3 separate regions of the Homo sapiens genome follow, and all the other regions are linked to region 2. A link is a loop called in an ENCODE intact Hi-C map of the cell type or tissue named here. Cell type or tissue: IMR-90. All regions are shown on one strand. Region 1 overlaps CTBP1 (C-terminal binding protein 1). Region 2 overlaps LOC124900647 (nascent polypeptide-associated complex subunit alpha, muscle-specific form-like). Region 3 holds the start of CTBP1-AS (CTBP1 antisense RNA).

The links. Hi-C counts contacts between places; a loop is a spot of excess contacts. Peaks named below come from ENCODE experiments on the same cell type or tissue, not always from the same donor. Only the 100,000 strongest peaks of a DNase experiment are listed, where the experiment ranks them.
Region 1: it touches region 2 in a loop (9-fold over the local background); 13 of 110 quality-filtered maps call a loop at or near these places.
Region 3: it touches region 2 in a loop (9-fold over the local background); 5 of 110 quality-filtered maps call a loop at or near these places.

What each region holds. Positions count from the first base shown.
Region 1 is chr4:1,230,002-1,238,001 of GRCh38, forward strand. The region is part of intron 3 of CTBP1 (C-terminal binding protein 1); the gene reads right to left. Among named protein-coding and RNA genes, the nearest start is that of CTBP1, 15 kb to the right of the region's middle. RefSeq lists an enhancer at 3,926-4,481. In IMR-90, a CTCF peak has its summit at 4,106 (motif pointing left); no DNase peak of the experiment used is centred here; H3K27ac peaks cover 302 bases.
Region 2 is chr4:1,126,173-1,134,172 of GRCh38, forward strand. The region is part of intron 1 of LOC124900647 (nascent polypeptide-associated complex subunit alpha, muscle-specific form-like); the gene reads left to right. LOC105374344 (a long non-coding RNA gene) reads left to right here. Exons shown (of 3, transcript NR_134676.1): 2 at 6,157-6,268; 3 at 6,537-6,803. Among named protein-coding and RNA genes, the nearest start is that of RNF212, 17 kb to the left of the region's middle. RefSeq lists a silencer at 4,485-4,604. In IMR-90, a CTCF peak has its summit at 4,579 (motif pointing right); a DNase peak (open chromatin) is centred at 4,589; H3K27me3 peaks cover 486 bases.
Region 3 is chr4:1,205,995-1,213,994 of GRCh38, forward strand. CTBP1 (C-terminal binding protein 1) reads right to left here. Exons shown (of 10, transcript NM_001012614.2): 8 at 7,484-7,611; 9 at 6,919-7,036; 10 at 5,451-6,429. The coding sequence ends at 6,246. It overlaps CTBP1-AS (CTBP1 antisense RNA), which reads left to right and starts at 4,126. Exons shown (of 6, transcript NR_104331.1): 1 at 4,126-4,564; 2 at 4,896-4,962; 3 at 6,040-6,545; 4 at 6,681-6,776. LOC100130872 (a long non-coding RNA gene) reads right to left here and starts at 2,968. Exons shown (of 4, transcript NR_024569.1): 1 at 2,582-2,968. It also overlaps a transcript of SPON2 not described here. RefSeq lists an enhancer at 2,532-2,601. In IMR-90, no CTCF peak of the experiment used is centred here; DNase peaks (open chromatin) are centred at 2,127 and 3,997; H3K27ac peaks cover 3,617 bases.

The sequences.
Region 1 (8,000 bases), 100 kb after region 2:
TACCCGGACCACAGAGGAACAGGTGTGTGTAACACTCATCAGTTCATGGACAGGGCTGATGGCTGCCCCGGGCCTCCTGGGAGGGCTTTGAGGCTGCATGCATGCAGACCCCTGGTGCACCAGACGCAGTGTGGACGGGGTGACCCCTGGTGCACCAGATGCAGTGTGGACGGGGTGAACCCTGGTGTACCACACTTGACCAGACGTAGTGTGGACGGGGTGAGGCCACAAGGACAGCATGGGCAGGCAGAGGCCAGCAGTGGGCGACTGGTGCACAGCTGTGGTGGAGGCGAGCGGTGCGGCCAGGAAGACCCCTGCGCTGCGTGGACTGGAGATGGGCGCCCACACACCAAGGAGGTGCTTCGGGCAGCCTGGCAAAGCAGCCGCAGCTAAGAGAGAGTCACCTGCAGATGAAGCTTCGTCGGCACCCACTGTGGGCAGGAGGGGCTGCGCATGCGAGCGGTGGGCAGAGGCGCAGTGGGAGATGGGCCCTGGGGTCAGGGACAGGCCTGGTGCCAGACGTGAGCCCGGGGGGCTGGCCTGGGCAGCTGGATGTGCAGGGGCCACTTCCACAGTGTGTGTGCAGAGGCTCGGCATGGACAGGCTGGACAGACCCACACCACACAGGCTTGTGTGTACGCAGGCAACAGCCTGCTTTCACCCGGAGCACTGGCCACGGGCCTCGAAAAGTCGATTCTGAACCGCGGCACGTCACCTCCCGCACATTCGGAGGAGACAGCGATCAGATTCACGTGAATATGACGAATATTCATCCGCGCAGCCTTAAGGTTGCTTCCTGCATCGGCTCTTCCGTGATGAAAATCTATCTCATCTAGGTAAGCTCGGAGAAGCCGAAGCGTGCGCCGGCCAAGGGCCCTCCTTTGGGCTCCGGGCGCGCCCACCCAGCTGAGCTGTGAAGCGCAAGCTGCCTCCCCGACGAGGCTTTCATCACTTGCCTGTGCACGATTCTTAATACACTTTTTTCAGGTCCTTGCCCTTTTCCCTACTGAATACAGGTTTAACAACATAGTATTAGGTGAAAGCATTCTCACTACAGGAATCTGAACATGGCTGGGGCACCCCATGCCCCGACCTCCACCACGTACCAGGTTGGCCTGTGCTCAGCTGCAGGGCCACAGCTGCTAGCATGTGCGCTTTACCACGTGGCGGCCACGTCATCCACAGGTCCACAGGCCAGGGTGCCACAGCGGCTCAGCCTCAGGGTCTACCTTCCTTTCCCCCTCGTGGCTGCCACGTGGCTGCTCCACCCCGCCTGTTGCATTGGTCTCCCACGGAGAAAGTCTGCAGGAGGTGGGTGCAGCCAGGTGTGTCCCTTTAGATCGGGGCCCAGCAGCCTCCCAGAAACCACCTCAAGCCAACACCCACTGATGTGTCCCCTCCACCGCCAGGGGCTCAGCCCCACTCTGCTCAGTGCCCTCAACTCCAGTGCTCAGAGCAGGCTGGGGAAAGCTGGGTGCCCAGGAAGCTCGGCTGCCACCGGGCTGGAAACAGACCCCAGGACGCTCCTGGTGGCAGCTGGCTCTTGGGGGTCAGGAAGGGGCCCGCCAAGCCCACCTCCTGCCATGCAGTTCTGCCACCTGCTTCTGTGCTCAGGACTCGACGTCGCACTTACCTTTCCAGACCTCGTGCACAGGGGTGGCTTACTCTGTGAAACTGCTGCTCACATCAGGTCACCATCAGGGCAGATGTTTCTCTACGACACGCAGCCACATGCAGGCCCAGGGTGGGGCTGGGCTGAAGACCGCAGGTTTCAGATTTCCAGAGAAACTGCCAAAGCACCATCGAGACCGGCACGGCCGTTTCTATCCCACATGAAGGGCCAGGCCCAGGCTCCCTCAGCACGGCTGGTGCAGGGCTCAGCGCAGGCCAGGCCAGGGGTTACCGGCGGTGCCTGCTGCACCTGTGAGAACCCAGGAGGCGCACCCCGGTTCTCATACACCGCTCTGTCTGTACCAAACGCCACCGCCCTCATCCATTTTCTGTCGGGATTTTTCTGTTTCTACTGATTGGGAGGAGTCTTTGAATATATAAACTTTTTCATTTACTTATTTTACAGACAGGACCTCGCTGGACTGCAGTGGTGTAATCATGACTCGCTGCAGCCTTGACCTCCTAGGCTGAAGCGATCCTCTGGCCTTGGCCTCTGGATACGCTGGGATGACAGGCACAGCCCCTGCACCAGCTCTGAGTGTTATCAGACATTCACCCTTAGGCTGGCACACAAATTGAAAATACCCAACCCCTACCTCTCCCGTTTTTATTTTTTAAATTTATTTTGCTATGTCATTCTTTCTTTTTTTCCTTTTTGAGACAGAGTCTTGCTCTGTTGCCCAGGCTGGAGTGCAGTGACACGATCTTGGCTCACTGCAACCTCTGCCTCTTAGGGTCAAGAGGTTCTCCTGCCTCAGCCTCCTGAGTATCTTGGACTACAGGCGCGCACCACCACGCGTGGCTAATTTCTATATTTTTAGTAGAGACGAGGTTTCACCATGTTGCCCAGGCTGGTCTTGAACTCCTGACCTCAAGTGATCCACCCGCCTCAGCCTCCTAAAGTGCTGGGATTATAAGCGTGAGCTGCTGCACCCCACCTTGCAATGCTGTTACTTCTAATTGCCATTTAATTAAAGTGACCTTTTCCTCTGTAGTATCACATTTTCCACAGAAAACATTGTATGTTCTGTATTGTCATAACCTCAGGTAATAAACACATTCTCTTGCAAGCGTTCCTCTAACTGCTCTTCATTCAAACACGTGGCCGCTTCAGTAGGCAGCGAGCATCTGTGGTGGGGGGAGCTGCTGCAGTTCCTGAACGGCCACCCCAGGGGCCCCAGAATTCACCGACTCCCCAGTCCTCGGCCCACACACCTGAAAAGCCACTGCCTGAGTCCTTGGGTCCTGCTGGGTGGGATTGTCTCTGATCCTCTGTCCTGTCTACTCTTGGTGGTACCAACACTGCCCAACTGGATCTTCTAGACCTGAGAGGGGGTCCTGGGGTCTGGACATGCCCTGCGGGGGTCGCACTGCACCCGAGGCTCAGCTGGGCACTGGGCAGTCTGCCTGGAAACAGGCCCCTGCATACGGTGATGGGGTCTCTGTCCTCTTGGTCCTAGAAGCGACTGTGACCCGGTATTAAGGTCAGAGCCCACGGCAGCCCGTCTCTGTGCCAGCCGCCAGCAAGAGACCGAGGGGCTCCAGGCCTGTCCTACACTCCATTACCATGACAACGCCAGCTTGTGTGTTTTTCCCAGTCACCATGACAACGCCTGCTTGTGTGTTTTTCCGGGATTTCTAATCACTTCGTTTCCTGCACAGCCCCAGCACCTCTGTCTGGCGGAGCTTTCTGGTGGCCTCCCCACCCCCAAGGCGTGGAGATGCTTGTCTTGCAGGAGTGCAACTGTCCAGCTGGCTGCAGGTCCTCGCAGGCCACTGCGTCCTGTGCCCTCCCGGAGCCGCCCTGCCGCTCCAGGCCCCGCAGCCCACACCGGACGCAGCCTCCAGGCTCCAGGGCTTCCTTTTTCTTGCTCAGCAGTTTGATCAGATGTGCAGTGCTGGGCTGAAAACCCTTCTCCTGTGGAAATTCCAAAGCAGGCGAGTGGGGCTGGGCTGAGTCTTGTGTCCCGGTGGGTGACATCCCCCACCCGTGGTATCAGTAAAATCCCAGTCCTGAACCTGAACACTGGGGCGCCTCCCAGGCCCCGACATTCTTCCCGCTCCTCCTGTGACCGCACTGACGGTATCACGTTCTCTCCCTCCACGGCACTCAGACGGCGGCGACCTCCAACCAGCTATGCGGGAAGTTTCTGCCCCAGGAGGCAGAATTCCTGACTAACAGTGGCACACAAAGCAGGTGTTCAGTTTCCTCCCACGCCAAAGCCTGGAGACAGGGAGCCTGCGGCCCCGCTGCCCTCTCCACAGCCACGAGGGTCCCTGCCTCCTGCCTTGTTGCTCCACGGTTCCCAGCACGTGGCTCCCCTCACAGTCCAAGGTGGCTACCCCGGGTTCCAGCCAGCAGGGACGAGGAGGGGACGGCAGGGAGAGGCCCTGCTCCCCTCTGTTCTGGAGCTCAATCCTTTGGCCACCCCTAGTGGCAAGAAAGCGTGGGCAGCCAAGTCCTCCCACAGGACCACACACTGCGAAACGCGGACTCGGCATCCAGGCAGCCCCTGCAGACTCCACACACAGCCCCGGGAGGTCACGGCTTCTCTTCACCTCTCTGGCTTCTGCAATGTCCCTGTGTCTTTGAGCTTCCTGTTTTTATGAGATTTTCACTCATGTTTTTAATTTCAAGCTCTCCTAGTTCTTGGGGGCTCCTTTCTGTGGCGCCGGCTCTGCTTCTGGTTAGGGGCTGCTTCAGGCCCCTCCAGGATGCCAGGACGGTTCCCAACACTCTCGTCTCTTCCAAGAATCCAGCTGCATCCCCTGGGGCAGTTTTCTGTGTATTTATGTTGTCCTTTCTCTGCCCTGGGCTGTGCAGCCTGGGTGGGGAGCAGGAAGTCTGTCTCATGCCAGGGCCCACGCCGGCCCCACCCCAACCACTGATCTGCATTTTATATGAACCTGTCAAGGCAGTTTGGGATTACTGCAATTTTAGAAAAACATCTGTTTTGCCTTAGCTTTCCAATTTGTTGGCAAAACTGTTTGAGTATTGTTTACGACACCAAAAGTTTTCTACGAGCCTCTTTTTTATTCTTACGTGTGCATCTTTAATACAAATCCAGCTTCCCAATGAGAAAACCGTACCTAACAAAGGGCACTGTCCAAACCGAGCTGGTGCCACACAACTCCCTCAGGTGTGCACCACGGGCAGTTCACCCACAGCCCCTTGCATGCGTGTGGACATGCCCACGTGACGTGCCAACGTGCCCATGTGCCGATTCCAGACACCGGCCTGCCGGCGGCCCCCCCACCTACACCCCGGGCCACTGTTTCCGTCACGCTAATCCTATCACCTGGGGATGAAGAGATCATACAGTGTGCACCCCTTGAAACCAGCTTCTTCACTCGCCATCATGCTGCCGAGATCACCCAGGGTGTGGCAGGGACCCAGCGTTCATGCCTGTTGCTGAGGAGGACACCGAGGGAGGTGGCCAGCATTTGCCTGGCCACTCACCCACTGAAGGACAGCCGGTGGGGGGCGTCCTTCTGGTTTGGGCTATGGTGAGTTAAGCTGCTAGGGAGCATGACGTGCAGGTCTGTGTGTGGACGCGCATTCCGAGTCTCCGGGATAAAGGAGTGTGGCCACTGGGCTGCATTACAAGCACGCATCTACCCGTGTGAGAAACCATGAAGAATCTTCCAGAGCGAACGCCCCAGCAGACGCTCCCGGCAGACCACGCGCATTTTTAACATCAGATTTTCTTCCGTCCATTTTGGAAAGGGTTTTGCTGTCATCATCACTTCCAACCCCTTCCCTCTCCTGTTCTGAAGTTTCTGCAAGAGCGACCCTTCCTCATCTCGCCCTCTCCCGCGTTCTCTCCTTCCCTCCTGTCCGCTGCCGCCTGGTCAGCTGGTAAACCCGCCCCTCAGTTCCACCGATCAGCTTCGCCGTTTTCTCAGATCCGCATCTCATTTTCTCCCCTAACGCTGCTACGCCCCGTTCCAGAGTCATCAGCTCTTCGTCGGTGTCTGGCCCAGCCTCCTGGGGGCTGGGCTGGGGTGATCGGCTCGTGGGCAGCACGGGGAGCTCCTGCGGGTGGCACTGCTTCCCTGGCTTCTGCGTTTTGCGCATCTCCTTGACTGCCTGGTTACCTCTGTTTGCATGTGATGGACCCCGCACCAGATGGTGATTTGTAGAAATGACCCGAGGCCTCGGCTGACGCTGTCTTCCTCTAAAGGGGCCGTCTTACTTCTTTTGCCAGGCACCTGGGGCCGGCAGTGCGGGGTCCCCAAAAATCCAGATTCAAGGTTTCCTGGACATCAGCAGGCTGGGTGCCGATCGTGTGGCGCGTCAGAGTCCAGGTCACCCTCACTCCAGATGTCACCTTTCAGGCCATGGATATCCCGGCAGGGCCCCACACCCAGCAGGCCAGTGATGCCACCAAAGCCAAATTCAGCCTCTCAGCTACTTCTTCCAGAACAGCCAACACCCCAGGCCAGAGTTGGCAAGGCCCGCCCGTTCCTGCAGGTTATAGGCCTCTCCAGGCTGCAGCCTGGGCCTGGCCCTATCCTGTGAGCTCCTGGGGGCCCAGCTTCTTCGTCTGTCTTCAGGGAAAAGCTGCTCTGAATCACTGATCCCTGGCTACAAGTAGAAGCCAGACCAACCTAGTTCTCATCACGGAGGAGCCTGTGGGTCTCCTGAGCAAACAAGAATCAGGAAAGCTGCCCAAAGGCTGCTCACTGCTGGACCAAAGCCAGGCCGCGGGCAATGCCGAGACCGCCCGTGTGAAGACCGCCGCGCAACTGGGGCCGGGGGAAGCACCTTACTCCACCCCCGCCACAAAAGCTGGCATCCCGAGGACCTGCTCTCTGGGAAAAAACTGAAAATGAATCAAGAAGCCACAGGGCAAACCCGGTGTCCACCTCCTGATGGGGCTCAGGACAAACCGAGTGTCCACCTCCTGATGGGGCTCAGGACAAACCCCGTGTCCACCTCCTGATGGGGCTCAGGGCAAACCCGGTGTCCACCTCCTGATGGGGCTCAGGGCAAACCCGGTGTCCACCTCCTGATGGGGCACAGGGCAAACCAAGTGTCCACCTCCTGATGGGGCACAGGGCAAACCAAGTGTCCACCTCCTGATGGGGCTCAGGACAAACCCGGTGTCCACCTCCTGATGGGGCTCAGGGCAAACCGAATGTCCACCTCCTGATGGGGCTCAGGACAAACCCGGTGTCCACCTCCTGATGGGGCTCAGGGCAAACCGAATGTCCACCTCCTGATGGGGCTCAGGGCAAACCCGGTGTCCACCTCCTGATGGGGCTCAGGGCAAACCCCGTGTCCACCTCCTGATGGGGCTCAGGAGAAACCGAGCGTCCATCTCCTGATGGGGCACAGGGCAAACCCAGTGTCCACCTCCTGATGGCGCTCAGGACAAACCGAGTGTGGGGCTCAGGGAAAACCCCGTGTCCACCTCCTGATGAGGCTCAGGAGAAACCGAGTGTCCACCTCCTGATGGGGCACAGGGCAAACCGAGTGTCCACCTCCTGATGGGGCTCAGGATAAACCGAGTGTCCACCTCCTGATGGGGCACAGGGCAAACCGAGTGTCCACCTCCTGATGGGGCTCAGGACAAACCGAGTGTCCACCTCCTCATGGGGCTCAGGGAAAACCCGGTGTCCACCTCCTGATGGGGCTCAGGACAAACCGAGTGTCCACCTCCTGATGGGGCTCAGGGAAAACCCCATGTCCACCTCCTGATGGGGCTCAGGGAAAACCCCGTGTCCACCTCCTGATGGGGCTCAGGACAAACCCCGTGTCCACCTCCTGATGGAGCTCAGTGAAAACCCGGTGTTCACCTCCTGATGGTGTGCAGGGAAAACCCCGTGTCCACCTCCTGATGGGGCTTAGGACAAACCCCGTGTCCACCTCCTGATGGGGCTCAGGACAAACCCTGTGTCCACCTCCTGATGGGGCTCAGGGAAAACCCGGTGTTCACCTCCTGATGGGGCTCAGGACAAACCCCGTGTCCACCTCCTGATGGGGCTCAGGACAAACCCCGTGTCCACCTCCTGATGGGGCTCAGGACAAACCCCGTGTCCACCTCCTGATGGGGCTCAGGGAAAACCCCGTGTCCACCTCCTGATGGGGCTCAGGACAAACCCCGTGTCCACCTCCTGATGGGGCACAGGGCAAAACGAGTGTCCACCTCCTGATGGGGCTCAGGGAAAACCCCGTGTCCACCTCCTGATGGGGCACAGGGCAAACCGAATGTCCACCTCCTGATGGGGCTCAGGACAAACGTGGTGTCCACCTCCTGATGGGGCACAGGGAAAACCCCGTGTCCACCTCCTGATGGGGCTCAGGGCAAACCCGATGTCCACCT
Region 2 (8,000 bases):
CCCACTTTTTGATGGGGTTGTTTTTTTCTTGTAAATTTGTTTGAGTTAATTGTAGATTCTGGATATTAGCCCTTTGTCAGATGAGTAGGTTGCAAAAATTTTCTCCCATTCTGTATGTTGCCTGTTCACTCTGATGGTAGTTTCTTTTGCTGTGCAGAAGCTCTTTAGTTTAATTAGATCCCATTTGTCAATTTTGGCTTTTGTTGCCATTGCTTTTGGTGTTTTAGACATGAAGTCCTTGGTTTCTGTATTATGTCCCCATCGTACAGGTTGGAAACTGGTTCTCAGATAAAGTCACATAACCAAGAAGTTGTAGAGGCAGAATTAGAACTAAGGCAGTCTGATTCCAAAGCCTGGAGCTACTAGCTCCATTATCACAGTGCCTCCCTGGAAGGCAAGAGAGAGACAATTCCCTGATAGGGCTTGAGAAGGGAATGTGAGGCTGGATATTGGCCACAAGGGCATCCCATGGAATATGTACTCTCTGGGAGACAACTAGAGGGAACACTTCCAGGGATAAGAAAGCTGCAACTAACTTTCAAGCTCTGCCTGCACTGTAGAGTGACCTCAGTCTTAAGGCATCTTTCAAATAGTTCTGGCCCATCTCTCCCGCTCTTCCCATCCCAAAGTTTGTTAACTATATGTGTAATGTGTATTCAGTACTTTTTAGTATGATCCATTTTAAGAAGGTTTTAAAAAAGGTATCACTGATGGTTCTGGACAAGATGGGATAGGTCCATTCTGTCCTATTTCTCCTGCTGATTTCAACTAAAAATCCTGGGCAAAATTTATAAAGCAACTACCAGACGACTCTGAAAGAAGATAGAGTGGCCAAGGACCTCAGGACTCATAGCACAACTCAGCAGTGGGTTATCTGTTTGTTTTCTTCCTCCTGTATATCCTGGTCTGGGTGCTATGGCAGTCTGCAACCTACAATTGCAGACCAAAATTTTGAAAAGAACCTAATGTCTCCAGCCAAAAGATCTGGAATAGGATGCCCTGCAAGATGAAGCTTCTTTGAGTATACCTCCCTGTATTAGGCTGTTCTTGCATTGCTGTAAAGAAATATCTGAGACTGGGTAATTTACAGAGAAAAAAGGTTTAATTGGCTCATGGTTCTGCAGGCTTTACAGGAGGCATGGTGCTGGCATCTGCTTGGCTTCTAGGGAGGCCTCAGGAAGCTGACAAGCATGGTGGAAGGTGAAGGAGGAGCAGGCCATAACATAGCAAAAGGAGGAGCATCAAGACCAATGAAAGTTTCAATAAGAAATAAAAAAAGCAGGAGCAAGCAAGAGAGAGAGTGGGGGGAGATGCCACTTACTTTTAAGTGATCAGATGTTTTGTGAACTCAGAGTAAGAGCTCACTTATCACCAAGGAGATGGCCCAAGCCATTCGTGAGGAATCCACCCCCATGATCCAAATACCTTTCACCAGGCTCCACCTCCAGCACTGGGGATTAAAATTCAACATGAGATTTGGGTGGGGACAAATACCCAAACTATATTACTGCCCTACTCCAGATGAACACCTTAAAGAAATTGCACCCCTCCCACTGGATGCTTCAGCATGGAGACTGTGGGGTGGCGCCCTGTCAACATGCCCACCGAGCACTAAGTGAAGGACAATAAAGAGTCAGTGTCTCTACACTAGAGACTTGGGGAGGATTTCAGAGAAGAGAGAACTGGAGAGAAAAATCTTTAACTCTGTGTATGAAGTCCTGAGCACACCTCTGAGCAGCTCATGCTTGAAACTGACCAGAATCAATAAAGCAGAAACTTTGAGAATTCAACTATGGTGTGGAATACTGCCTAGGTTTCAGATTAACCTCTAGGTAGCACACAAACAGGGTGGATGGAATACTACTCGGCCATAAACAGAATGAATTAATGGCATTTGCAGCAACCTGGATGAGATTGGAGACTTATTCTAAGTGAAGTAACTCAAGAATGGAAAACCAAACGCTGTATGTTCTTACTCATAAGTGGAAGCTAAGCTATGAGGATGCAAAGGCATAAGAATGACATAATGGACTTTGGGGACTCGGGGGAAAGGGTGAGAAGGAGGTGAGGGATAAAAGACTACAAATTGAGTGCAGTATACACTGCTTGGGTGATGGGTGCACCAAAATCTCACAAATCACCACTAAAGAAGCTACTCGTAACCAGACACCACCTGTTCCCCAGTAACCTATGGAAAAAAATTTTTAAATAAATTATAACAATGCCTGATACGCTTTTCATTGTATGCAGAGGTAATATTTAAGACAACTATGTTATAAAGAATGGGAGAGCAAAGGGACTTAAATGGTGGTAAGGTTTCTGTATTTCTCTTGAAATGGTAAAATATTGATATTACTAGACTGATAAGGATGTGTATGATAATCCCAAGGGTAACCACAAGTAAAAATTATAGAAAAAGATAAAGCGAACAACACTATAGGTAAATCAAAATAAAGTAGTACAAAATGTTCAAATAGCCCACAGGAAGGCAGGAAATGGAAAACGGGAATAAAAAACAGGGGAAGAATAAAAATAAAATAATAAAACGGCAGACCTAAATCTTGACATCTGTAATTACATTACATGTAAGTGGTCTAAACAGACAAAGATTATCAAAATAGATTTTTTAAATGACCCAATTATAATGCAGTGTACAAGAAAATCACTTTGAATATAGTGCTACAGGCAGGTTAAAAGTAAAAATATGAAAAAAGATATACCACTTTGACATGGGTTTTTAAAAATCTTGAGTGCCTATATAAATATCAGACAAAGTAGGCTTCAGAGGGCTGGGTGTGGTGGCTCATACCTATAATCTCAGTGCTTTGGGAGGCCGAGGCAGGAGGATTACTTGAGGCTAGGGTTTAAGACCAGCCTGGGCAACATAGCAAAACCCTGTCTCTACAAAAAAAAATTAAAAGTTGGCCAGGTGTGGTGGCATGCACCAGTAGTTCTAGCTGCTCAGGAGGCTGAGGTGGGACGAGCCCTTGAACCTAGGAGTTCAAGGTTAACAGTGAGCTATGACTGAACCACTGTACTCCAGCCTGGGCAACAGAGTGAGGCCCTACTTAAAAAAAAAAAAAGTACACTTCAGAGCAAAGAAAATTACCAAGAATAAAGAGAGACATTACACAATAATAAAGGTATCAATTCACCAAGAAGACAACCACCCTAAATGCACCAAACAAGAGAGCTTCAAAACGTGGAGTAAAACTGACAACTGAAAGGAGGAGTAGACACATCCCTGTTTATACTTGGTACTTCTGTACTCCTCTCTTGGTACTTGATAGAACTAGACAAAATCAGCAAGGATGTGGAACAACTAATTAGCATCATCAACCAACAGGACCTACTTGCCATTTATAGAACATTCTCCTATACAGTAGAATACACATTTCTTTTAAAGTGCATTTGAGGCATTCAGCAACACAGGCAACAAAGCCCTAAAGGTGATGAGGCACCTTTGCTGAAGTAGCTGAATGTTCCTGGAGAGAAGCGCACAGTGAGGCTTTCCAAGTCACTTTCCAAATATATCACCACCTAAAAATCACAGTTATGTGTGCTCACTATTCTCTAAAACAACTGGTTCATGTGTGTCTTTTCTCCTTAGCCTCTTTCAGTACTTTCCTGCCCCTACTCCCACTTCTCAGATGGTTACCTTGTGTCTTATGGAAATGGTAAGAGTCTCCACCTGCTGTGGCTTGAATGGCTCCCCTGAGCTCATGTTGCTATTTAATTGCTATTTTACCAGTATTCGGGGTGGAGTCTTCAAGAAGTGATTGGGTCATGAAGCCTTCACTCTCATGAAGGGGTTAAAGCCATTGTGGGAGTGGGGTTCTCATCAAAAAGATAAGTTTGGCCTACTTCTCTCTCTGTCTCATGCACTGACTTGACCTTCCACCGTGGGCTGACCCTTGCCAGATGCTGGTGTCATGCTCTTGGACTCTCCTGCCTCCAGAACTGTGAGCCAAATAAACTTTATAAATTGCCAAGGCTGTGGTACTCTGTCAGAGCAGCAGAAAACAGAATAAGACACCATGTTTTCACCAGCAAATGTCCTAACCCCCCCACGTTTACCCTTTCTGGCTCCCGCTTGTTGGGATGGGTGGGGTTCCCTATTCTGTCAGTGGCCACCCCCTCTTATTTTATAGGATTTTGCTCTTGTTGCTGCCCCCACTTGCCCATATGGAGCTAATCTTGTCAGCATACCCGCATGTTCTGGTGGCCCCCCTTGTCTGTATTCCGTAAGGTACTAGAGGGCAGGAAATGTATTTTATTCCTGTTTCTTTGGCTGTCTAGAGCCTGGCAGTAAACCTAGGGTGGTGTTTGGCTCCTTGGTAGGGGCTCAATACATCTTTGTGGAACGAATGAAAGTGTGTCCTACAGTACATGCTCAGCAAATGATTTTGAATGAGTGAGTGCCAGTTGCCCCCCCTCCTCCCATTAAAATGCCAGTATTCCTGGCATACTACTTTGAGTTATCAGAATGGAGGAAGAGAATTTCTGCTTGATTTTGCCAAGATCCTCCAGCCTTAAGCACACGCCCCCTCAGGTGTCATGCGCCATGGCTGCCACTAGATGGCAGAAGAGAAGCATTGCTCCTGGGGAGAGTAAGCCTGGGGGAGCACTCAGTGCAGTGTAGATGAAATAATCGTGTAACAGGAGGTGTCTGTACAGAACGCAGATATCCACGGATGAGATGCTGTGTCTTGCTTCTCACTGCGTGGTGAGAGAGGCTGCTAGGAACTGGGATGGAGCTTACTAGCTGTGCCGTCTTGGACAAGATACCGAGCTGCTCAGTGTGTTTCCCCACCAGTAAAGCAAGTATAATCATGGCATCTCTCTTAGGGTATGAAGAATATGTGGCTTAATAGTTGTGTGCTATTTAACACAGAGATTAGCACCTTGTAAATGAAGCTCCGTGTAAGTACTTGATACATAATTCTTTACATTATTATTAGGCTTTTAACTCACAAAGTTTTTCTAGCGACATTCCCATTTAACCCCACAACCCTGTTAAGCAGGTCTAACAGTACCCAATTTTAGAGAGGAGGGGCCTGAGGCCTGAAGAGGCTGAGATGACTTATCTAAAATCCAGATAATACGTGGCAGCTCCAAGATTGAAATTTAGCAGGGCTGATTCCCAAATTCAGGGCATTGGCCACTAAAAGCAACACCACTACTCCCTACAGACTTGGATGTGGGGTGTGTGTGTGTGTTGTAAACCAACTCCACATGTTGTTCTTGCAGAGCCTCCAGGTAGAGGCCTTACTCCTCTTGGGTGTTCAGTAAACACTGGGTGCCAGGAGCATCTAGACCCTGTGGGAGGGGAGCTGCACCAGGGATGCAGATGCTGTCCACCAGGCTGCACCTATCCTGGCCTCCCTGGTACCCTGTGCCCACCCTTGATAAGGCAGCCAGCCTTTCCCTGTGATCCCTGGCATGGCTGCCCCATTGGCTCCAGAAGATGAGTCCTTGAGGTTGGCATTGTGGGTCATTTGGGTTGGTATTAGAAAAGTAAAACATTCATTGTAGGGAGTTTAGAAAGTAAAATCTCCATTAGAAGTTTTTGGTATTTCATATTATCCTTTTAGCCTTTTTCCTGTAAGTACATTTTTATATTTTATAAAAAATGAGATCATACTGCACATACTATCCGTAGCTTGATTTTTCCACCTAATGTTTTGTGACTGTCTTTCTGTTTTAAATATTCTTCTGTAAGCTAAATTCAGGTATATTCAGAGAGCTGAAGAAAGACCCAACATTATCTTCCCAGTGTTCAGTATGGAGCTTGGCAGACACTGAGGGTCATTCTGTGTTTGAGGAAAGGATGAGGCAATGGGAGGCCCTGTGCATGGTGGTTTAAGGCAGAATTATCTGGTTGACCCTGGCTCTGGCTCTACCACTCCCAAGCTGTGTGATCTCAGGTGACTTTACAAAACCTCTCAGAAGTAAGACGAGGATAGTAGCAGGCCCTATGTCAGGGTGGTCATGGAGATTAATCAGTGCATTCCCTGAGAACACTGCCTGCCCATGGTCATCACTCAAAATGTGCTAACTACAATTAATTCATGTCTAACTAAGACAGAATGGGGTAAGTGACAGAAGAGGGATGATGTTTACTTAATTTCTTCAATGCCTCCTTATTGATCTTAGAATGAAATCCAGATTCACTAAAGAGTTCCTCAGTCCTCTAGGACCTGGCCCTTTTTTCTCATTGATCATACTGCCTGCTCCTATTCTGAGGGTAACAGGAACCTCGAGGAGGGTAAGTGACATTTAGACTGAGACTCCAAGGGTGAGGGGAGACTTCCAGGCTGGGGGACGGGGTCTGTAAATTCCCACTGTCATGTGGGAGGAAAGATCATCCAGCGGGTCCTGAAATTGGCTGCACGTTGGCGTCATCTGGGGACCTTTACATGCTGCTGATGCTCAGCTTCTGCGCCACGTGCTCTGATTTAGTTGATGAGGTGCAGACCTGGGCATAGAAAGCAGTTGCTTTCAAGAGTAGCTGTGAACATGGTGATCTCTTCTAGAATGTCCCCATTTCCCAGGAGGATATTCTGTTTCCCTATAACGTTTTGAAGAGTCTCAGTAGAAGCAGCCTGTTTTTGACAAAAAGATCGTCAGAGTACAGCTCAGCACATTCTCACAGACAGAATCGCCCTGGTCCAGACATCGTCAGCATCCTGGAAGCTGCCATGCCACCTATCACTACCCCCACCAAGGGAGCCACTACGCTGACTTCTAAATACAGATTATTTTTGTCTGTTGTTGTGCTTTATATAAAAATGTATGCTCTGTGTCTGGCTTCTTTTAATCGACATTTCGTGAGTGCCGTCTGTGTTGCTGTATGCCCATGTAGATCACTGTCATTGCTGTTTAATACTGCATTTTTGAATATACAACTATTCTTATACATTTGCCTATTGATGGGCATGTAGGCAGTGTCCAGTTTGTGGCTATTTCACATCGTGCTGCTATGAAGACTCTCGTGCATGTCTTGTGAGCCAATGCGTGCATTTGTGTTGGACAGTTCCTGTTTACCCGGTCATGGGGTGTGCCCACGTTCAGCTTCGGTAGGTGGGAAACGGTGGTGCCTGCTCACAGCCCACAGTGTGTGGGAGCTCCACATCCACGTGTATGCTTATTTTCTGTTTTGTTCATTTTGGCATTTGGTGAGTGTGTAGTCACATCCCAGTGGGCTTTGCTTTATGTTTTTCCTGATGATTAACAAACTCAAGCACCTTCTCATCCACTTCCTGGCCATTCAGGTCTCCTCTCGTGTGAAGCCTCTTAATCTCCTGCCCATTTTTCTATCCTGTGAATACGGGATAGCCCTCTGTGACTGGTTGGTTGTTTTCAATGTAGACATTATGCACATTTACCTTACATTTATTCTTAGATGTGTGTCATTTTTCATCACCAAAGAGAAACGATTGAAAGGGCAGACACTTCCCCCAAGTCAGCATCTTTAGACACCATGAGTATTAGCAAACGGCCTGTGGTAAGGCCAGGTATCAGCAACACTCCTGGGGTGAGAGCACTTTGCCTTGGCCACAGAGAAGACAGTTGCCGTGACTTGGGCCCACAGGGCTGTAGTGGGCACTGCTGATGACCCCTTGCCCGTAAGGTCCCTTCCTGCTCTCTTAGCCACCCCTGGCTTTGGCATGCTTGACTGCAGCTTGTGGCCTTAAAGGAGGCCTTGGGTGCTGGAGCCATACCCTGCACAGAGGACAGGAAGAGCCTGAGTTGAGGTCTGTGCCTCCTCAGCCTGAGCCAGTGCCAACGAATGGGATGTGAGTACAAATGCCCGGCTCCTTTGCCTGGAGGTGGAACAAGCTGTGGCATATCTTATCCAGATTTTATTTTATTACTGTTTTTTGAGACGGCGTCTTGCTCTGTCACCCAGGTTGGAGTGCAGTGGCGCAATCTCGGCTCACTGCAAGCTCCGCCTCCCAGGTTCACGCCATTCTCTTGCCTCAGCCTCCTGAGTAGCT
Region 3 (8,000 bases), 80 kb after region 2:
CCCTGACCAGGGAGTGGGGGGTTGGGGGCGGAGCTTTTGGGAGGAGGCCACGCCCAGCATTGGGTTTGCATTTCCAGGGAGGGCTTCTCCTGCCTGGTCTCCTCCCCTGGTACTGGGCTGGGGGCTGTCAGGGTGACCCTGCCCTACCCAAGGCTGACCCGGGGCCATGAACAGGAGGATGCCCCCCTCCCTGCTCCTCATGTGTGCCCCCACGGGAGCCAGCGGGCAGCAGCTGGACCCCAGCAGCCTCTCAGGGCACCCAGGACTGGAGAGGGCCCTGCCAAGGGTCTGCGGGTGCCACTCACCCACCCGGCTGCAGCCCCCAGCTCCCCTGGGCTGACCGTGGGCCTAGGCCGAGCTGAAGGGGCTGGCGGTTGTCAGCCCTTGGTCTGGCCCCACCACTGCTCTGCCAGGGCAGGGGGAGGCCGGCAGCCCAGGTTGTGGGGCCAGAGGGCCACGCTGTGACAGACGAGAAGAGGGAGTGACCTGGAGGGCCCGGGGCAGGGACCAACAGCAAATGCCTCCCTAGGTGGTCTCTCCAGGACAGATGTGTCCCCTGTGGGAGGGCTGGGGCGCCCAGCAAAAGCAGCAGCTCCTCAGGGAACGGGGACCCAGCGGGCTGAGTGGGGCTCTTGGAATAGAAGGAGCCTCCCCAGGCTCAGCTCTGCAGGCGGAGAGGGGAGGCAGGGCCTGAGGCTCATGGTAGGGAAGCGGCCTTGCCCTGTGAGGTCTCCCTCAGGGGGCAGAAGAGCCGGGACCCCGCCAGCAGCAGAGAACAAACCCCAGTCTAAGGCGAACCCCAGGTGTGGGGTAGGTGTAAAAGCAGATGGCTTTGACCACGAGTGCACAGGTGAGGGGCAGACAGGTGTGAGCAGGTGTGAGCAGGTGAGGGGATAGGTGGGAGACACATGGAGGGTGGGAGGAGATAGGGACAGGAGAAGAGGCAGTGGGGGCAGGTGTGGGGCAGGTGTGGGGCAATTGGAGGTGGGTGGGGGTGGATGGTGTCATTTGGGAGTGGATGGGGTTAGGTGTGAGCAGGTGCAGGGCGGGTGGGGAGCACGGGGAGGAGGCTGGAGTTGGTGTGGGCAGGTGCAGGGCAGTGCCCGGGAGGCACTGTCAGGTGAATGTGGGGCTGGGCAGAGGCTGACCTGGGACGCCAGGGCTGCTGCTGAGAACCTGCTGTCTGGGCAGGCAGCCGGGCCCCGCCAGGTGTGACTGCCCACTGCACAGAGGGGGTGGAGGCCGGAGGCCTAGACGCCTGTAGGGGCTGGGAGGGATGTGGGTGAGTCCGGCTGCTCGACACCCTCCGTCCCACCAGTGTCCACAGCCCTGGCCCCGGCTGGCCCCGGCGTCCCCACAGTGGGCACCCCCAGCTGGAGCCAGCTTGCATCAGGGACCTGGATAGTGAGTGGCGAGCCCTCCACAGTGGGATCCTACAGACACTGCTACCACTGACCAACGGGGTCAGTAGCTGGTTTAAAAAAGAAAGGGCAGCAGAGAGGCCACCCAGAAGAGCCGCTGTTTCCATGTGCCGCGCTTACACATGCTCCAGAGGGTCCGGCTGCCTAACCATGCGCCGCGCTTACACATGCTCCAGAGGGTCCGGCTGCCTAACCATGCGCCGCGCTTACACATGCTCCAGAGGGTCCGGCTGCCTAACCATGCGCCGCGCTTACACATGCTCCAGAGGGTCCGGCTGCCTAACCATGCGCCGCGCTTACAGATGCACCTAACCTTATATTGTTCAAGTCTCATGTCCTGCCTATCAGGGATGTTTTCGGACCCTACATGGGAAGCCCTTGGCCCGTTTGAAGGTCGGGTCAGGGGGCGGCTGAGGCTGTCCAGGGCAGTGGTCAAGGGCTTGGGGAAGCGGAGGTAGACTCACCAGGTGCTGGTGCTCAGAGGGGCCGGGGAACACCCACGCCCTGGCCGGGCCACCCCGTCCCTCCTGGTGCTTGATGCCAAGGGGAGCGGGTCAGGCCGCGAGAGGCCCAGGGCCAGCCTGGGGAGCAGAGCTGCTCAGCGGGGCAGAGGTCCTCCTCCGGGCGCCGGGCTCAGGGCCCAGTGGCCAGATGGTTTTCTTTGCTGCAGGGAGTGCCGGCTGCGGGGGTAGGCCTGGGAGGGCTCATGCAGCTGCTCTTGGGTTTCTCTGCTGTTGTTTTTTGCTGGAAAATCAATCCTGCAAGTCCAGCTGGGCTCTGGCTGAGAGCAGCTAGGGGTGGGGATGGTGGGTGCTTCCCGGCCCCCACGGGGCAAGTTCTGGGCCCACAGTGGGGAGAGAAGGCAGGATGGGGTGCAGGGCCAGCCTGGGGTGGGGCCCCGAAGAGCCTGGCTCCCTGCCCTGTGCCCTGCTTGGGCCACCCCAGAGGGACTGTCCCGACCCTCCCAACTTCCTGCCAAGGCCCCCGGAGCTGCCTGCAGCCTCCCCTTGCTCCCGTGCCCGGGGCGGAAGTCTACAGGAGACCAGAGCCCGGGTGTTCATCAGCAGCCGCAGGAGAGTTCCCCACCAAGGCGCAGTAGCCTGAGGTGCTGGGGCTGCCCGACCCTCCCCAGCTCCACCCCTCTTGCCTCTGAGCCCTACCCAAGGCCTGGAGAATCACCGCTTCCTCCTGCTCCAGGGGTTCCAGCAGGGCCCTTGGAGGATGTGCCTGCCGCGTTCTCAGCCCTCTCTGCCGACCTTTCTTGAACGGACTCTGGCCACGGTGCCAACGCGTCAACGGTCTGTCCGTCTGCTGTCCGAGCTCAGGGGCCGTCCATGCCTCCACGGCTGGCATACAGTAGCTCTGGTTTTACCCATGAGGGGGAAGCCCAGCACCCGTGCCCTCGATCACATCGCCAGTTCACAAACACACATGCGCACACGCACACGCCGCCCGCCCACCAGGCAGACACCCACACACCTGTGCACGCACGCGCACGCCAAGCCAGCGGGCCCTGCCCCTGCCCCGGAGCCCTCAGTGTCAGAACCAGGCTGCTGTGGCTGTTTCCTCTTTAATTCGCCTGAGTTTTATGAGCCCAAATTCATAGACCTTTGTTGCTGCATATAAACTTGAGGATAAACTTGTTGAATTTGTTCAACGTAAGCAGCTGAAATTCTGCGTGGGGTGGTGATGAACGGCTCTAGCACTCGGTAAAAGGTATTTAAAGCGCATGTAGTTTACAACACTAACAGCCCGCCGCCCGCGAGCACAGCCCGTCTGGTCATCCGGCGGCCTCACCGTTCACCACGGTTGGCGGCCCTGGTCACTCCCACGGTCTTTACCAGCCGGGTGCCAGTGGCTGGGACCAGGTTCTGACCACTGTGCCCACTCACTGTGGAATCGCGTGAGCAGGCCAGACCCTGCGTCGTAAGGACAGAGCAGGACACGTCCTGTCATGGGGCACCCGCTGTCTGCGACTTTGTTTCCGTTTGTTTCCGCCTCAGCTTGGGGGAGACAGTTGGCAGGCACCAGAGGCGCTCCTGTGAGGTCACCTGGCCAGTCTCAGGATTAGCTGCAGGCTTTGGCTGATTTTCTTGGGTCTTGTACACAGATGCTTGTCAGCAAATACCAGAGACTTATCTCTTCCCTTCCAACATGCAAACCTTCCTTCATGTTCTTGTCTTAAGCGTTTTGGCACAACCTCCAGCCTAATACCAGCCTCTAGGGAGATAAACAGTGCTGCCGATTTCACAGGCCAGGAAACCGAGGCTGAGGGCCCCCCACCCACCTCCTGCTACCCCGCACCCCTCCTGGGGCCTTGCTGGGCGGGGTGACTCCCCGGAGGCGGCACCAAGGGGAGGTTCGTTTCGAGGCTCAGAGCACTTTTCTGACAGCTTTCTGTCCCTTACATCCCAGACTCAGTTACACTTCAGCGTCCCGGCTCCCTGGCCGCCAGGCTCACACCACAGACAGCCCTTGGAGGCATTCCATTCCTGCCCCGACCCTTCAACTTGGAAACATGGAAACAATGAGGCCAGCTGAGTGGGAGCCTCCAGGCCTGTGTCCAGAGCTAGTTCCCAGTGTCTGGCTGCCTCTCAGGGCGGGGCCTGTCTCCAGCTGGAGCTGGGAGGGCGGCCCACCCTGCCAGAGGCCAGCCCCACCCTCGGCTGCCGTGGGGGCTGACCAGGGCCCAGTGACCCAGCCCAGGGCTTGCCTGTGGAGAGGCTGGAGTCAGCCGTCAGCGCGGAACTCCTGGTCTTCCCACTGCCACCTCTGCAGCCCCCACCAGAGATATCAGAAAACATCAGCTCCAGCCTGCAGCCCAGACACTTGAAGTCACCTTGGCTGCCCCTCCTCACACCCGTGCCCACGTCAGCAAAACCAGGGCCGGCTTGTTAACCGTGTCCAGAACCCACCCTTCCCACCCTGCCCAGGCCACCTCCCTCAGTGGCCCAGGGGGCTCCAAGTTGAAGAGCCCAAGACAGGTCAGAGATGGGCTGGGCGGCCTCTGCCACTCACCTCCGGAGAGGGCAGGGAGCAGAGGCCTCAGTCATGAGGTGGGGCTGTCCTCGGCGTGGGCCTCGAGACTGGGAGCCACTGCCCATACCCAAGAGACCTCTGCGAGCACTGGGGTGCAGAGCCAGGTAGGAGGGGGCACCCCACCAAAGGCAGCAGCCCCCCCCCGCTTCTTTCTGCTTTATATGGGGCAGGGAGCAAGGGGAGGTTGACACTTGGCGGATGACGCGGCAGGGTCTGGACACTTGGGGTGGCAGGATAACCCACCTGCATGCAGGGAAAGGCTTGGGATGGAAACATCCCGAGGGGACCCGGGTTCCCCAGCACCCGCTGCAGCCCCTCCTCGTACTACCTGGACCCGCTGCAGCCCCTCCTCGCACCGCCTGGACCCGCTGCAGCCCCTTCTCATAAATGAGTTGGGACTCTGCTGATTTGCATGGACCACGCTTCCAAAAGCAGCTCTGAGAAACCAGGAGGCTGGGATTTTGAAGAGGACGCCGGTAAACAGGCTCAGCTGTGGGCCAAGGTGAGGCATGACCCCTTTTGGCTTTTTTGCCCATTTCCGTAGGCTGGCTGACCCATGGTCTGGGGAGCTTCCTCAGCCCTGACATCTGCTTTCCTTCCTCCTGTGGCCCACAGTCTTCCCAGGTTGCAGGCCGGCCTGCAGGAGCTATGCCAAGAAGGGAGGGGTGGGCAGTGGGGCAGGACCTCAGCCAGTCACACCATCATCCACACAACGGCCCGGCTGGCACACTGCTTCCCTCCCACTGGGGCACTGCGGGCAGGCCGCCTCCAAGCCAGGACCCTACAGCGTCCCACAGACCCAGTGGGCAGAGGGACAGGCCCGGTACACACAGAGACCACTGCCCAACCTGCCACTGCACTGTCTCTGGGTCTCTCTTAGGCCGCCCACTTCAGAGAGGCTGAGCTGAGCCGTGGAGGTCACCAGAGCCAGGACTGAGGCTCACCCGTGTCCTCATGAGAGAAAGTCACCAGAATAGATGCTGGGCACGCTGGCTCTTTCCAGGATTTTTATTTCTTTAAAATAATTCATACAAATGGTTACAGTCACAAACATGATTTTAACCAAAATATTGCTAGCCTACCACATCAGCAGGACGGCACTGGTGCAGGCGGGGACGCTGCCACCCTCCACGTCCCCAGGACAGACGTCGATGGGCAGCGGGCACGCTGGGCACCGCCCAAGCTTTTCCTTTTGGAGCTGCTTCGTGATGCCGTCTTCATTTGGAACAAGGGGGGGTTCATGCCAAAATTAGGAAAAACAGCCTTTGTTTTGTTTTTCTAAATTATTCTAAAAATAAGACAAGCAGGTAGAAAAAACAATGCACTGTGTGGCATAAAAAGAAAAACGGGAAGGATTCATTGTCCTGAGAAGTTTGCCAACTGCCTCATTCTGGGGCACGTTCCAACATACAAAAAAAAAAAAAACAAAAAAAAAAACCTCAAATTGACTTCCAAATGCTCCTTCAGGTTTTCTTTTTGTTGACAGCTAAGCAAACAGATCCTTTGTAATGTTCTAAAAACTGTACACAGACAAGAACGTTCATGGGAGAATAACTACTGACTTCTTCTGCTTAACGAGGAACGCGAAGGACACAGGGCAGAGCGCCCACAGGACGGACGACGACAAGCGACACGAGGCCCAGCGCTGCCCCCTCCCGCCTCCTGACAGCCCGGACCAGTCTCTGCAGTGCCAGGGCCACCACACAGATGCCTCCTCCACACACTCTGGTCCGAGGGTTTCCGGGCCCTCTGCCCAGGCGCCGAGGCTGGAGAGCTCCTCCCGGGCTACAACTGGTCACTGGCGTGGTCTCTATCCGCCTCGGGCTTGACGGTTTGGCCAGGAGAAGGGGCGTGGGGCGGGTGGGCCACAGGGGGCAGGCCGTGGGACAGGGACATGGCGCTGGGGACGATACCTTCCACAGCAGCTGGGATGCCAGTGGGGGCCACGCCCACCACGCCCGGAGGGTACCTGCTGGGAGAGGGTCCATCCGTGAGGCCCACCTGTAGGCGGCCTGGCCAGGCCCCACCTGCCCTCCTAGCATCGGCAGCACCGAGGGGGCCTCTCCAGGAGGACCAGCAGTCAGGGTAAGGATCCCGGCCTTTACACGGATGTTCCTGCCTATGGCAGCTACTTCTCAGGGCTGGGGAGGGGAGCCCTGGTGTCTCCAGGTGACTTGAACATGAGGTCTTCGCCTCACCCAAAGCCCCCTCCTCCCACAGGCCCCGTGCCCATGGCACTCCTGTGTCCACTGAGCCCTGAAGGCCACCCCAGCCCAGGCTCCTTCCAAGAGGCCCTGGTTCTCATGGGCCTTTCAGGTGAGGTTGGCCTTACCAATTCTACCCAGATCCTCCAGGTCAGTCAGTGGAGACGCCGCCCCTCCCACCAGGGGCTGTGCTGGGATCCAGGGGAAGCCTGGGGCCCTCCTGGAGGCTGTTCTGGGCCAGCGGGCCTGCTCACCTATAGGCAGCCCCATTGAGCTCAGGGTGCACGACGGCGGGGTCCATGCTGGCCCAGTGGGTGGCGGCTGTCAGATGGTCCTTGTTGACACAGTTCTTCAGGCTGTCTGGGATCCGGCCTGGGAGATGCAGGAGGAAGGAACAGCTGTGGCTCTGAGGGGGCCCCAGGAGCGTGGCCCACTGGGTTGAAGACACGGGCAGCAGGATTCTTGGCAGTGTGCTCCTCCCTCTCAGCCCCGGGGCTCCCAAGGCACGGCAGGGTCCTGTCTCTCTGGGCACTGGCACCCTTGCAGCGTGGGGACCCCCAGCCCAGAGCACGTGCCCAGCTTGCTGAGGGACCTGTCTGCTCAGCCCAGCAACTTCCCAGCAGGTCCTGTGTGTAAGACACGACGCCAGGGCTCAACTTGACTTTGGCCTTAGAGGTCCCTGCTGGGGGTGCAGTGAGAGCACCACGGGCCCTGAGCTGGCAGAACATGGGCCTGGCTGCCAGGCGGATGCGAGCCCATGAGCATCTGGGGCTGGCAGGAAGGGACCCCCAGGCCTGACCGAGCGGCCCCCACGCCCACCTGTGATGGCTCTGCGGATCTCCCGTGCCGCCTCCTCTCGCATCTCGATGGATGCCTGCTCGCTGTACCATGCAGCATGGGGGGTGCAGATGAGGTTGGGTGCATCCTTCAGAGGGCCCTGGCTAAAGCTGGGAACAGCACAGGCATGGTCAGTGCAGCCTGAGTGCTGTGGCTGGGTACGGAGGGGAGGTGGCTGGGCACTGGAACCCCCTGTGGGGGGCCCTGCCTGGGAACCACAGACCCCACGGCCCTGCTCTGCTCGGCAGGCTGGCTGAGCTCAAGAGCACAGCCCCGGGACCATCAGACACACCAGGGGCTCCTGACAGCGGCGGGTGTGGGAGCCCAAGGGATTTAATCTCCAAGTCCCTCGTGGGAGGAGCCCTGATGGGGGGACATGCTGCCTGGCCCCTTCCAGCCAAAGGGTCTGTAGCCCCAGGAGCTGCAGGCTGATACTGCCCCTGTGGGGGTGTCTCCTCTTGCGGCTGAACATCCAACCCAGGGCTGCCTGGGGTCCCAA